2 separate regions of the Homo sapiens genome follow, and region 2 is linked to region 1. The links are chromatin loops, found by intact Hi-C in ENCODE. Cell type or tissue: IMR-90. All regions are shown on one strand. Each heading gives the region's core, and the rest is flanking DNA. Links, peaks and the distances in the headings are about the cores only. Region 1 overlaps PRIM2 (DNA primase subunit 2). Region 2 overlaps PRIM2 (DNA primase subunit 2).

Evidence for each region. Hi-C counts contacts between places; a loop is a spot of excess contacts. Peaks named below come from ENCODE experiments on the same cell type or tissue, not always from the same donor. Only the 100,000 strongest peaks of a DNase experiment are listed, where the experiment ranks them.
Region 2: a loop joins it to region 1, with 2.7 times the contacts of the local background. A loop is called at or near these places in 1 of 110 quality-filtered maps.

Annotation. Positions count from the first base shown.
Region 1 is chr6:57,362,032-57,368,386 of GRCh38, reverse strand. All of the region lies in intron 5 of PRIM2 (DNA primase subunit 2), which reads right to left. Among named protein-coding and RNA genes, the nearest start is that of MIR548U, 25 kb to the left of the region's middle. In IMR-90, for the core only: no CTCF peak of the experiment used is centred there; no DNase peak of the experiment used is centred there; H3K27ac peaks cover 304 bases.
Region 2 is chr6:57,422,101-57,428,455 of GRCh38, reverse strand. All of the region lies in intron 7 of PRIM2 (DNA primase subunit 2), which reads right to left. Among named protein-coding and RNA genes, the nearest start is that of MIR548U, 35 kb to the right of the region's middle. RefSeq lists enhancers at 4,110-4,643, 4,644-5,178. In IMR-90, for the core only: no CTCF peak of the experiment used is centred there; no DNase peak of the experiment used is centred there; H3K27ac peaks cover 629 bases.

The sequences.
Region 1 (6,355 bases), core at 1,878-4,377:
AGTAAGTATGTACATTACTTGCCAGTGAAGCTTTTTAAAATTACAGATTCCTGGTGCCACCCAGACCTACAGACTGAAGCCCTGAGCTGTATGTTTTTTTTTAAGGTCCATTAGTGGTTCGACATACATCACTGGTCTAAACAGCATATCCCAGGAAAAGAATCCGCTTTTCTAAAATAAATGTATGATATATATATGATATATATAAAACAATTAGGAATCATTTCATTTATAAAGAAATTAAAACTGTGAATAGATCAAATGCTGAAAGCAAATATCATAATTTTTAATACTGTTATTATCATTTCAAATAAATATAGGTTCTATATTGGTAGCAAATACTGTGATTATAAAGGGCAATTTGTTTCCCAAATGCACTGTGATGTAATCATCAATCTGGAGTACATGGGGATTAAAGATGGCTGCAAAGTCTTTGACACATCCTCCGTTGAGAGCTAAGATCTATTTGCCCTCCCCTTGAATCTGGCCTGGCCTGTGACTACTTTGACAGGAACGAGTGATGCCCTGCCAGGCCCAGGCCTATTTTTTGAGAGGACTGGCAGATTCTGCCTTGTTCACTTGGAGTCCTAGATCATGAAGTAAGAAGTCCAACCACCTCGTTTGAGGGATCACATGGAAAGGCGTCCAGCAGAGTCCAGCCTTTTAGAAGTCCTCACATATGCACAAGCATGTGAGTAAAGCTGTCTTAGACATCCTAGACCAGACTAGTTGTCAACTAAGAAAGCCCATATATAATACTATGTGGAACAGAACAATTGCCCTGTAAGCCCATTCTGAATCCCTAACCCTCGAAAGTGTGAGATATAATAAGATGGGTACTGTTTTAAGTTTTAGAATTAAGTTTTGATTTTAAGTTTTAATGTTAGGTTTTGGAATTGTTGTTTTAGGTTTGGAGGTATTTCTGACACAGTGATAAATAACCCAAATATTTATCAACCTAAAATAAGTTAGTTTTAAACATTTTTTTCTATCTGTAATCCAGTTCTTACAAAGTACTTTCTTCATTTAAATGTATAAAGGAGAGCCATATAATAGGAAAAAATTTTAATTGGAAAATCTTTAACAAAGAGACAAAAATAGAAAATAAAAAAGGAAATAATTACCACTCTGTGGCTGAATTAATTAACTAAAATTGATAGGATAGTATGGTACTTCACTCACAAATTTTTTTGTCATTTATAATCATCCAAAACATTAAAAGTTAGAAAATGAATAATTTAATATCCTGACATTCTAATTAGTATGTTGATGTCTCAGTAATACTGTCAAGCTAATCAATATAAAAATCAATTGTCTGGTTACTTTATTACTGTTTTTTTAATAGCATAGGCACATTTGGAATATAGTAAAATTAACACTAAAAAGGAAAGATTATTTACTTATACTAAAGCATATTTCATCTCTTCTACAAGAAAACAAATATTTTTGAAAAAAAATAGGTAATTTAATCAAGACCTCTACCTCCTTGCTATCTCATGAGAACACCGTGCTAGCATAAATTAACATAACTTTATTCCCTCCTTTTTCCTCCACCCTAGCCAGCTGCTCCCCACTTACAGATTATTGCTCTCCACGTTTCAATGCCTCAAGTTCATCATATCCTTCTGGCACCTCATTATGGTGACCAACCATCCCAGTTTGTCCAGGAATGAGAGGTTTCTAAGGATGTGGGACTTCCAGTACTAAAACTGGAACAGGCACGGTCCAAATCCAAATCTTGTCGACATCACAACATCCACTTTCTTGCCACTGTCCAAATGGACTGCTACACCCATATGGATGATCCAGTCAACACTAGTTTCACAGTCGTCAGCATCCTCTGACCCACTCACCCTCCACTTCTGCAGCCCACTCCCACGATCACAGCACAATTCACAAGCAACGCATCACCCCTACCCTCACACATTTTCCCCAACCACATCTCCATGTCCTTCCTGCTCACTTACTCCATTATCCCCACTACACAGGCTCTTTGTGTCCATCAAAGTTCCTTTTTATCCCAGGCCTTTAAACTCTTTCTAGTTTCAATTTTCTTCCCCTAAAATACTTTGCCCTCCAATTATACCAACCTATCTGCACTTCCTATAGCGCACCATGTCTTTCTTTCACTTCTATGACTTTACACATATTTCCCACATCTGAAATGTCTTTCTATACCCTGTGTTTCTACTGGCAAATTTCTATGCAACTAACAGGTTACCTCTGCAAAGTTGCACCAGATTTCCTTAGGCATAGTTACTCCCACCTCCATGCTGGTACATACCTGTCTGCTTGAAGATACAGTTTTTTTTTATATTATTTATGTACAATACTATAAGCATTTATATCTCCCTCACTAACATATGAACCTAAGCACAGGTAAATGTGTCATAACGATTATATTCCCAGTTCTTTTTTTTTTTTTTTTTTTTTTTTTGAGATATGGTCTCACTCTGCTGCTCAGGCTGGAACAGCTCACTACAGCCTTGATCTCCCAAGCTCAAGCAATTCTCCTGCCTCAGCCTCCCAAATAGCCTGGGATTACAGGCGTGCTAACGCGCCACCATGCCCAGCTGATTTTTAATTTTCTGTAGAGACCGGGTCTCATTATGTTACCCAGGCTGGTCTCAAACCCCTTAGCTCAAACAATCCTCCTGCCTTGGCCTCCCAAAGTGCTGGGATCACAGGCGCGAGCTACCGCACACAGCCTATATTCCCAGTTCTTACCACAATACCTGATGAAATGTTTACTGACTGAAATACACAAACTATGGAAAGTGACAATATTCAAACTGAAGAAATACAGAAAAGCTTAGAATAAGAGAAAAATAAATATTCTGTGTGATGAAACCCCAAAAGACTAAAAATTATTAATGATAGGATGTAATAAAATAAATTCATCAAAAGATAAAAAACAGATTAATTCACGAAAAGGCACAAAAATTCATACACACAAAATAATGTTCAATTCCGCTAATAATTAAAGAACAGTTAAGAAGTTGCTAGACCAACAAGCAGTAATAAGGCAGTCCTAGAATTGGCACTGTGACAGAGATGGAGGGAAAACATGCAATTAAGAAAGATAGAAAGGAAATACCAAGAAGTTATGACAGAATCATGCCTGAGTGAATGTAACAGCAGTGCCTTTAATAAAAATCATCTTTCCTGACAGTTTCTCCAGATGAGCACAAGGGCAGTTAAACAAATTAAAGAAATAATACTTCTCTATTAATTTGATATAATAATTTAAGAAGCTATTTTAACTTAAATTTTTAAAAAATCTTTATAATTCTTTAGACCATCACCTCTCCAGCCCAGTAAGCTGTCTTGACTTGAGGCTCAGAATATGTTAAGGGGAGAGGGGAACAATTTGCAACATCACCAACAGCACAGCAGCAGATGGGCTCCGTGCTATTAGCAGTTTCTGATTTCTTAAGTTATTCAGATCTACATCTCACTGAAAACAACAAAAATGATGGACAAAACACTTAAAAATATTAGCTTAACAGCATTTTAAAAATACTGTTAAACTAATATTTAGTTTAAAAGGGAACTTGTTGGCCAAATTTTGAGGCAAACCCAGGAGAACTAATGCCATTTTTGCTCTGAGGACATTAGTAAATGCCATCTCCTCATACTTCAGATCTTCAGTCTCAAGGGGCAAGGTAGCAAAACACAAGGATTAGGGCCTGCCAAGCGGAAGACTCTTGCAAGAGGCCCTCCCTATATTAAACTGGAGACCCAAACGAAGAACATCTTCAGAGAAAGAGTGAACTAGAATTGACCCACCATCTCTCTCCTAACCACAGAAGAACGAAGGGCAAGCTGACTTGTCACTGAGCAAAGCAGGAAAAGAAAAAGGTAGGAAAATGAAGTTTTTGAGAAGCTGTGGCCACCCAAAGTATATATGGTGTGGATGGGCCAGAGACACAATCCTAAATACGGTTTAAAAAGTGTCCTTGACTTAATACCTGACATAATACCCCTAAAGTAATACTCTCAGAAACCTGGCAAAAGCAAACACAGTACCTCTCAGAGGAGAGCACATTCACCCTGAAAATGTCCTGAAAAAAGGCTGTGGGAGGGCAATAACCAGTTAAAGATAACCAACCACGCAAGGAAATAAGGCAACATGGGTGAAAGACAATCACAAACCATAGCAGGAACAGACCACACAGATTTTAACTCTTAGAATTATCAGACAGATTAAAAAGCAACCTACAACAAATTTGAAAAAGAAAAGCAAATATTAAAATATCTGCAAGGAATAGGAATCCATAAAAAGCAACATAGCAGATGTGAAAAAAAAAAAACAAATAAATTACAGTAGCCAAAATTTAAAATTCAATGGGAGTAGAACAGACAAAACAGAATATAGAAATAACAAACTGGGAAATAGTTCAGAAAAAATAATCTGTAACTCAGCAGAGAAAGAACAAAAAGAAGGAAGACACAACCTGAGGATGAAAAGTGAATGACTAAGAAGACCTAAAATACAGTTGACTAACACACCAGACAGAGAGGAGAAAGAACAGGTAGAGGGAAGTTTAAAAGCAATAATGGCTGAGAATTTTCCAGAATTAATATAAGACACCAATCTACAAATTCAAGAACGCTGGTGAAACTCAAGCAGGATAAATAAAAAGAATTCTACTCCTAGACAAACAGAATATTTAAATCAAACAAAAGTAAATTAAATAGAATATCTTAAAAGGAGACTAAGAGCAGGGTGGCTGTCTTACCTTCAAATGAGCTACAGTTAGACTAACAGCTGATTTCCCCACAGCAAGAGGAGAAGCCAGAAGGCAGCAGAGTGATATATCTTAATGTGCTAAAAGAAAGTACATGCCAACCTAGAATTCTACATCCAGCAAAAATGTCTTCCAATAAAGGAGACAATCTCTTATTTCTTCTTTGGATGAAAAGGTATAGTATATAGTAATAAAACATAAAAAAACACATTTCACTTGAAACTAATGCAACATGAAGACAGACATGTATGGAAAGATGAACATTTAATGTTTTCTTGTATGTCTCCTTTATACTTATAAACATATGATATTTTATTACTAATTGCTTACATATATAATTGTGTCATGGTTCTTCAGTAGATGAGTAGACCCAAGGGTGATGGACCATTTCTATGTTTTCTTGGGTCTCCCCTCTACACACTCTCACCCATACTTTGCCCAGTTTGGGAAATACTAACTACTGAGATGGTCAATAGTTCATGACTGAACTCCTAAGATCATAATTCACTTTTACCCAAATGTAGTTGAAATTTTATTTCAATAATTTAACATTAAATATTAGATTAACAAACTTTCTGATCTTATATTACTAAACCTTACAAACAGTAAATATTTAATGAATGATAAGCAAAACTTTAATGAGAGTAAGCATGCTTTCACAACTGAAATTTGTACCCACCACCACCCCGGTTTCCCTATGAGCTAAGTTAAACTGATCAAGTCTTTGAAATTTGCAACCGTTTCTTTAATTACAAACTATTTATTTCAAGCACCCAGTTAATTGGCAGAATGCCTATTTTTTCACACAGCTTTCTCTTACTGAGCTTCAAATTTTCTTCTTTATGACATCTCCTTTATGTTATCTTCTGCAATAACCTTTTGGTGCACAATTAAAGGCCTCTCAAACTCAATCTTCTTTGAGGCTCCAACTGGCAAGTGTTTTCCAAAAAAAAAAAGGAAGTAATTTCCCTTTCCCATTTTTACAATGTAGCCCAGTAGAAAACTGTTCAACTTAACTTGGTTCTACATTTCTAAATCATGCAGCATCTTGGACATTTTCAAGATCATTGAAAGAGAGGCAGCCAGATTCTGAGTCATGAAAGATATAATGATAACCGAAGTCTTCCAAGCCAAGCAGCTAACAGTAGCATAGTACAAAAAAAAATATGGCTTTCCTTAGCTGGAGAGGAAAGGGAGAAACTTGCTTTGAGTCAACATGAACCACTGATGCAGCCACGTTTATTCAAGCAATAAGAGTAAGGAAAAATAAATTCCAAAAAATAAATTGATTTGTAGCAATTTTCTCTTATAGACCATAGGAAATCAAATCTTTGGCAATTTTTAATAAGTCAGGTGTTACTAAATTTATATTTCTATCGTATATTTCAAATTCATATGGATGGTAGAATACCAGCTATTTTTTTACCTGGTGTGAAGGGAAGGGAGGTGTTTATTCTAAAAGATGCTCAAATATATATATTTGTAACTGAAAATATTAGAAGTCAGCTCTATGGCTTTGACAAAGGTATCCTATTTGTTGACCCAATTCAATATTTTTAGTTCCTCAGAAAATTATTCAGACATTTAAAGTTGCAGTTGGCACA
Region 2 (6,355 bases), core at 2,481-4,980, 59 kb before region 1:
CTTTCTTCAAGTATATTTACATGAGGATTTGAATAATCTACCTTGAATATATAGTCTTGGATCTTAACAGCAATTTCACACTAATGTCTGTTTGTTAGTTTTAATCTCCCTTGATTTACTTTTGGAAACAAGGAAGTAAGATGGTCAGGGGAAAAGCAAACAACTTTACAACTTGATATTGATTCATAATCAATTTACTGCAGAGTTGCCTCAAAAATGATTACACTTCAGCAATAAGACAATGACAGGTTTAACACATTTCTTGTATGTATAAATTTAAAAAACAAAAAAACACTTTCCAAGGTAAAAATAAACCTTGGGTATTTAAATTAAAAAATGTCAATTCTAAATGTTTAAAATTAAGCCTGCCATAATTCTACTGCAATTTTTTTTTTAAGTCAGTTTTTAACCTAGCTTCTCTCCTGTCTAAATGTAGCCACAGGATTCCTAGAGTCCCCTTAGGAAACAATCACCATGTGAGTTTTCCATGCAAATTTAAATTAATTTGAAACAGCTTGAAACTTGCAGTTAATCCTCCAAGTTGCATTTATAAGAATAAGGTTCAAATTTATAGTATTCTTATTTCAAGGAAAAGCAGCATTACAATATACAAACTATACATAAAGGATTCAAGAATTCTGACTTCTGATCTCACCAATTTTCTGCCATCTCAGAAAGTATTCCTGACAGGTCCCTTAATTCATCATCCTTAACATATTCATAGAGTTTAATCTCATTTATAAATAAACAACAATCTCCCCCCAAAAAAATTATCACTATAATACAAATGACATTGATAAAAATTTGCTATGTGATGCTGTTAATAATTGAATAACCAGGCTGGGCATGGTGGCTCACACCTGTAATCCCAGCACTTTGGGAGGCCGAGGTAGGTGGATTGCTTGAGGTCAGGAGTTCGAGACCAGCCTGGCCAACATGGTGAAACTCCGTCCTCACTAAAATACAAAAATTTGCTGGGCTTGGTGGCGCATGCCTGGAATCCCAGCTACTAGGGAGGCTGAGGCAAAAGAATAGCTTGAACCCAGGAGACGGAGGTTGAAGTGAGCTGAGATCGGGCCACTGCACTCCAGCCTGAGCAACAGAGCGACAAGTCTCAAAGAAAAAAGAATTGAATAACCCAGTTAAAATACAATTCCAAAGAAGTTTTTTGGTTTAAATTACAATTTAGCTAATAGTTTTTAACAAAGCCATTCCCAAAATCTCATTAAATACTTATGAAATCTGGAAAATAAGAAAACCTGTAACACGAAAACTAAGACTGAAAAAATACAGGATGAATTAAAACAAACTGCTTTACAGTTTTTGCCAATTTCTGCCAGGGTGATAAAGAAGTTCATTCCATTTTCTAGATAATTCAGTTCTAAAAAAGAAGAGAAATTTCAGTTGGCAGCCATTTTCACACAAGCCGAAAATATAGCTGGACAACATTTTCAATCACATTCTACTAGCTTACTCTAGATCACAAACACAACGCAGAAATTTCCTGCTTTTTAATGTATTAATTATATGAAATAGGATTCTATCATAGCTTTGGCTTAACAAAGACCTGGCTATTTATTTCAATAATCTTTCCCTATCAAAATTTCGGAAAATTGTACACATTTCTACTTTAGCCAAGGAGAAACCTCAGGTAGAAGAACAAAATCAAAACTATATCAAAATGTATTTATCTAATCACCTGTTGAGAAACATTTCATTTGATTCTAATTTGTGGCTATTATGAATAAAGCTGCTATGAATAATCATGAACAAGTCTTATGTACACCCCTCAACGGCAATGCAAATACAACTTGGTCCCCAACACCTGGTTTTACCAGTTTTTAAATTTTAGCCATTCAAGTGGGTGTACTGCTGTATCTCACTGTGGCTTTAATTTGCATTTCCTCGATGACTAGCAATACTGAGCATCCTTTTTCACACACTTAAGGGCATTAGTATATCTGCCTTTGTAAAATGTCTGTTCAAATCTTTTCCTCACTTTGGGATTCTTGAACACTTGAATACTGATCCTAAATAAAAAGAAATAAAACAGAACAAATAATGACACACACAGAAACCTGGCTGAGCAAAAGAAACCAGACACAAAAAAGTACATACTATGTGAGTCTACTTACATAAAACTCTAAAATAGGCAAAACTAATCTATAATATTCAAAATCACTCAGTGGTTGCTTGGGACGGAGAGTTTGAGATGAATGATTACAAAAAGCACAAGGTTATATTTGGGAAGGTGGGAATGTTCCTTATCTCATTTGGCATAATACTTATATGATGAGTGTATACTTTTGCCAAATATTAGAGACCTGTGTATTTAAAATCTATGCAGATTATTATATGTAAAGTATATATGAGTAGACACGACATGAGTTACTTTCCATCTTCAATTATCATATTTGAATTAAAATATATCTTTATGTGAAAAGAAATATTGAGTTATTAGCTGTCCACATATACTTAACTTTTAAAATAGAAATTGATAATGCTTCTGAAGTCTACGTTCAGGGTCTCTTCTGGGCATAAACAGGCCTATATTTGAGTAAAAGACCCTGAAATTCTGAGTTTCCACCTATTTTTACCATACTTTAACTGACCACTAAGAAAAAAATGAATTAATAAAAAGGTACACTATATCTGAGAGGTGTGATTACCGTTGTCTCCACCACCCTCTGTCCCTCAGATCTCTGGCCTCCTGTAAGTACCTTCTAATTCTATTCCTAGAATGACTCTCATCATTACTCAGACTATTAATAATTTCTGGCTTCTGAGGATTATTACTACAGTCTCTAAAAAGGCCATTAAAATTATGTTGACCAAATGTTTCCTATGCTTGGTGGAGATTTCTAATCTTTGAGTAATATTTCAAATATCTAATGTTGTTATAAATTAGACCATACTATGAATAATTTAAAATAATTCCATTGGCAGGGTGTGGTGGCTCACGCCTGTAATCCCAGCACTTTAGGAGGCCAAGGTGGGCAGATCACAAGGTCAAGAGATCGAGACCATCCTGGCCAACATGGTGAAACCCCATCTCTACTAAAAATACAAAAATTAGCTGGGTGTGATGTGCGCCTGTAGTCCCAGTTACTTGGGAGGCTGAACCCAGGAGGTGGAGGTTGCAGTGAGCCAAGATCGCGCCACTGCACTCCAGCCTGGGCGACAGAGCGAGACTCCCTCTCAAAAATAATAATAATAATTCCATTAAAAAATGTGTTTAGAATCTAAATCAAATAAATCCTAATTATTTGTTCAAAAAGGAAAAGAAATGAAAATATAATTTAAATACACGCTGCATAATAAAAACTAGATAGACACAGAACATATTTTAAGTGAGAAAAACTTGAAAAGTCAAAGCTATTCCTAAGTATAATATTTCACAGTTATCTATTTAACCAAGATAAAATATATGTGTATACATGTTTATTTATTCATTTATTCATTCATTTGGTATTCCTCTATCCTACACTTAAGGGAACACTAGCAAGGTTTTTCTTGAGTTACTTTAGTTGAACAGTATTTATTTGCATATATATAAAAGCTCTAAAGTGACAGTTATTAGTTCATTTAATAATATATTTTAGTTGTCTCAAATTATGCAAATTACATTAAGACTAATATAACTTATTTGCAATGACTTTGCTGATCAAAAAATATTTCTAGCTTCAGGTGGAATAACTGATGTCAAAAATGCACATTCTAATTTCTTCCATTTAAATTATCCAACTCAATGTCTTTTTAATGTATTCTTCTTATATAAATATGATCCTCCTTAAATTACAGACCAGTATTGTGTTTTTAAGGCATTGCTTTGATTTAATGGTAATCTCCTTAATATAAGAGTTTCCCAAATTTGATAAAGTCTTTTTATGAAGCTGTTGCAAAGATCTCCATTCTTGATACGCTGTTTACCAACTACTAGACAAGTTTAAATACCTTTATTTTAGCACTTACTCATGTTATCTTGTGGAGTCAGGCATTTGCTCATATCTTTTCCATCTGTTCTTATATAATTAACTAAATATGTAAAATCTAGTTGCTTTTCTTTGCCCAGGCTCTCAATGTTGTTTAATCTCTCCCTGGATAAAATTTAAAAGAACTTTTCCCTAAATCCTCTACTTTGGCTAGAAATGTACTATCTTTTTGTTAATAAAGTACATTGCTTCAAGTACTGTAAGATGTGGATGTGACAAAGAAGAACTGAACTTATCTTGATCTCTCAGTTAAGCTCCAGACAGCTAACACTGAAAAAACAGAAAAAGAATCTCTACTTTCTCGGAGTGCCTGATGTTTAAATTAGGTCCCAGTTTTGTTTTTCTTACAATTTCCTGAAATAAATGTACTTTTTCACAATCCACGCTGGCTAAACTGTGCCCATCCTTACCTATCTACCCACCACTGGCATCACAGACAAAAATTTCTAGTCAGCCCAAAATTAAAAGCAAGAATGTCATTCCAAGAAATAGGGTACATGTGCTCACAGGTATGTACCCACTGCACTCCTGTGCAGGCACACAAGAAGGAGCTTCAAACAGAGCCAAAAGATGCAATTCCACCTTTAGACCTGGACCCTTAAAACTCCTGCACTGACTGGGCAATTCACTGCCTCAAGGGATCAGTTACTGAAACAATGTACCCTTAATCACAGTGAGTACTACTCTAGGGGATATACCCACCAGGCAGCACGGGATCCTTTAGTATTCAATTAGAGATGTTTACTAAGGCAACATGAAGCTTCCCTTGGCTTTGCACATACCAAGTTTAATTGGCTACTTCACCATAAATTCCTCAAGGGGATTTAACAATGACCACGTCTTAGTCTCCGATCTTTAACATAAACCCTATTACCTAGCAACTACTAACATTTCGCTAATTCTGCTGCTCCCAAGCTTCCTGACTTTGCCACAGCTCATCCACTGCACTCATGTCACTCCAACTGGCAAGGTCGCCATCCCTCCAATCCATTCAGAGCAATAGGGTCTAATGTAAAGTTTGTGTTGTCTTATATTTTGCACTGGGTTCTTCTAGATTTCTTTCATGTTAACCTTCAACTGCTTGACTCTGATTAATTTTATATGTTGTCAACCACAGTACACTGGCCCCAAATGAAAATTATATATATGCTTCTTTGAAGAATAATGGAAAATTAAAGGAACTATGTGAAAGCATGCAAACGTCTATGAAAACATGTTCCTACATCTGGAACTTCTCTGATTAAAGAAAAAAACTACCATAAATTATTAGAAAAACACCAAGGTATAATACTAATGAAGAAATGAAAACAGACTTTCCGATAGGCTACCAAGTCAACTGCAAAGTGAAAAAAAGCAAAGGCTACTAGGTTTTTGTTGTCTTATTATCATACCATACTAAGCTTGTGTGTACATATTACAAAAATCAGCCATTTGTGTTACAAGGAATTACTCTGCACTAACACTGAAAATATAATACCTGACAAACTCCTTATTCATCATTCTGAGACATTCAAACTTCAACTAAAGTCTTTTACCTCCATTATTTAAAATTTCAAGTAAATGGGGCATCTCAAAAATTCACCTGCAAAATACTACATTTGTTTCCATCCTTTCTTAGCTCTTGGTATCTGACCTGCTTGCCAATTTATTCTGAAAGGTCATAATGTAAGCAGAGTTCTGCTGCATGTGGGGAAAAAAAACCTGTTTAGCATAAAACCCTATCATTTGTATACTAGCCATACCATGTAAAAAAAAAAGAATTCCATCAAAAAAATGTAAACAGTATTATTGCCACTGAAATTCTGATACATTTGTTTTAATAAAATTAGTCTAAATGGATTTTTGGTATATTAACTTGGTATCTAAGTAAAATTCTAAATTTCATTGATGTATCTTTACATTAAAGTTCTGTGATATGTAATAATACTCAGGTCATCATATTCCATTAATTAAAAGTTAATAGCAATTAATTTTAAAGCACTGCATAAAATAATGACAGAAAATATAAATCTTTAAGAAATATTTTCAGCTGAGCATGATGGCTCACACCTGTAATCCCAGCACTTTGGGAGGCCAAGGCGGGAGGATCACCTGAGGTCAGGAGTTCAAGACCAGCCCGGCCAACATGGTGAAACTTTGTCTCTACAAAAATACAAAAAGTGGGTGCCTGTAATCCCAGCTACTTGGGAGGCTGAGGTGGGAGAATTACTTGATCCAGGAGGCAGAGGTTGCAGTGAGCCGAGATCACACCATTGCATTCCAGCCTGGGCGACTGAGAGAGACTCCATCTCAAAAAAAAAAAAAAGAAAGAAAAGAAATACTTTTGAATTTAATGTCTTCTATTTGACTACATAAATTAATGC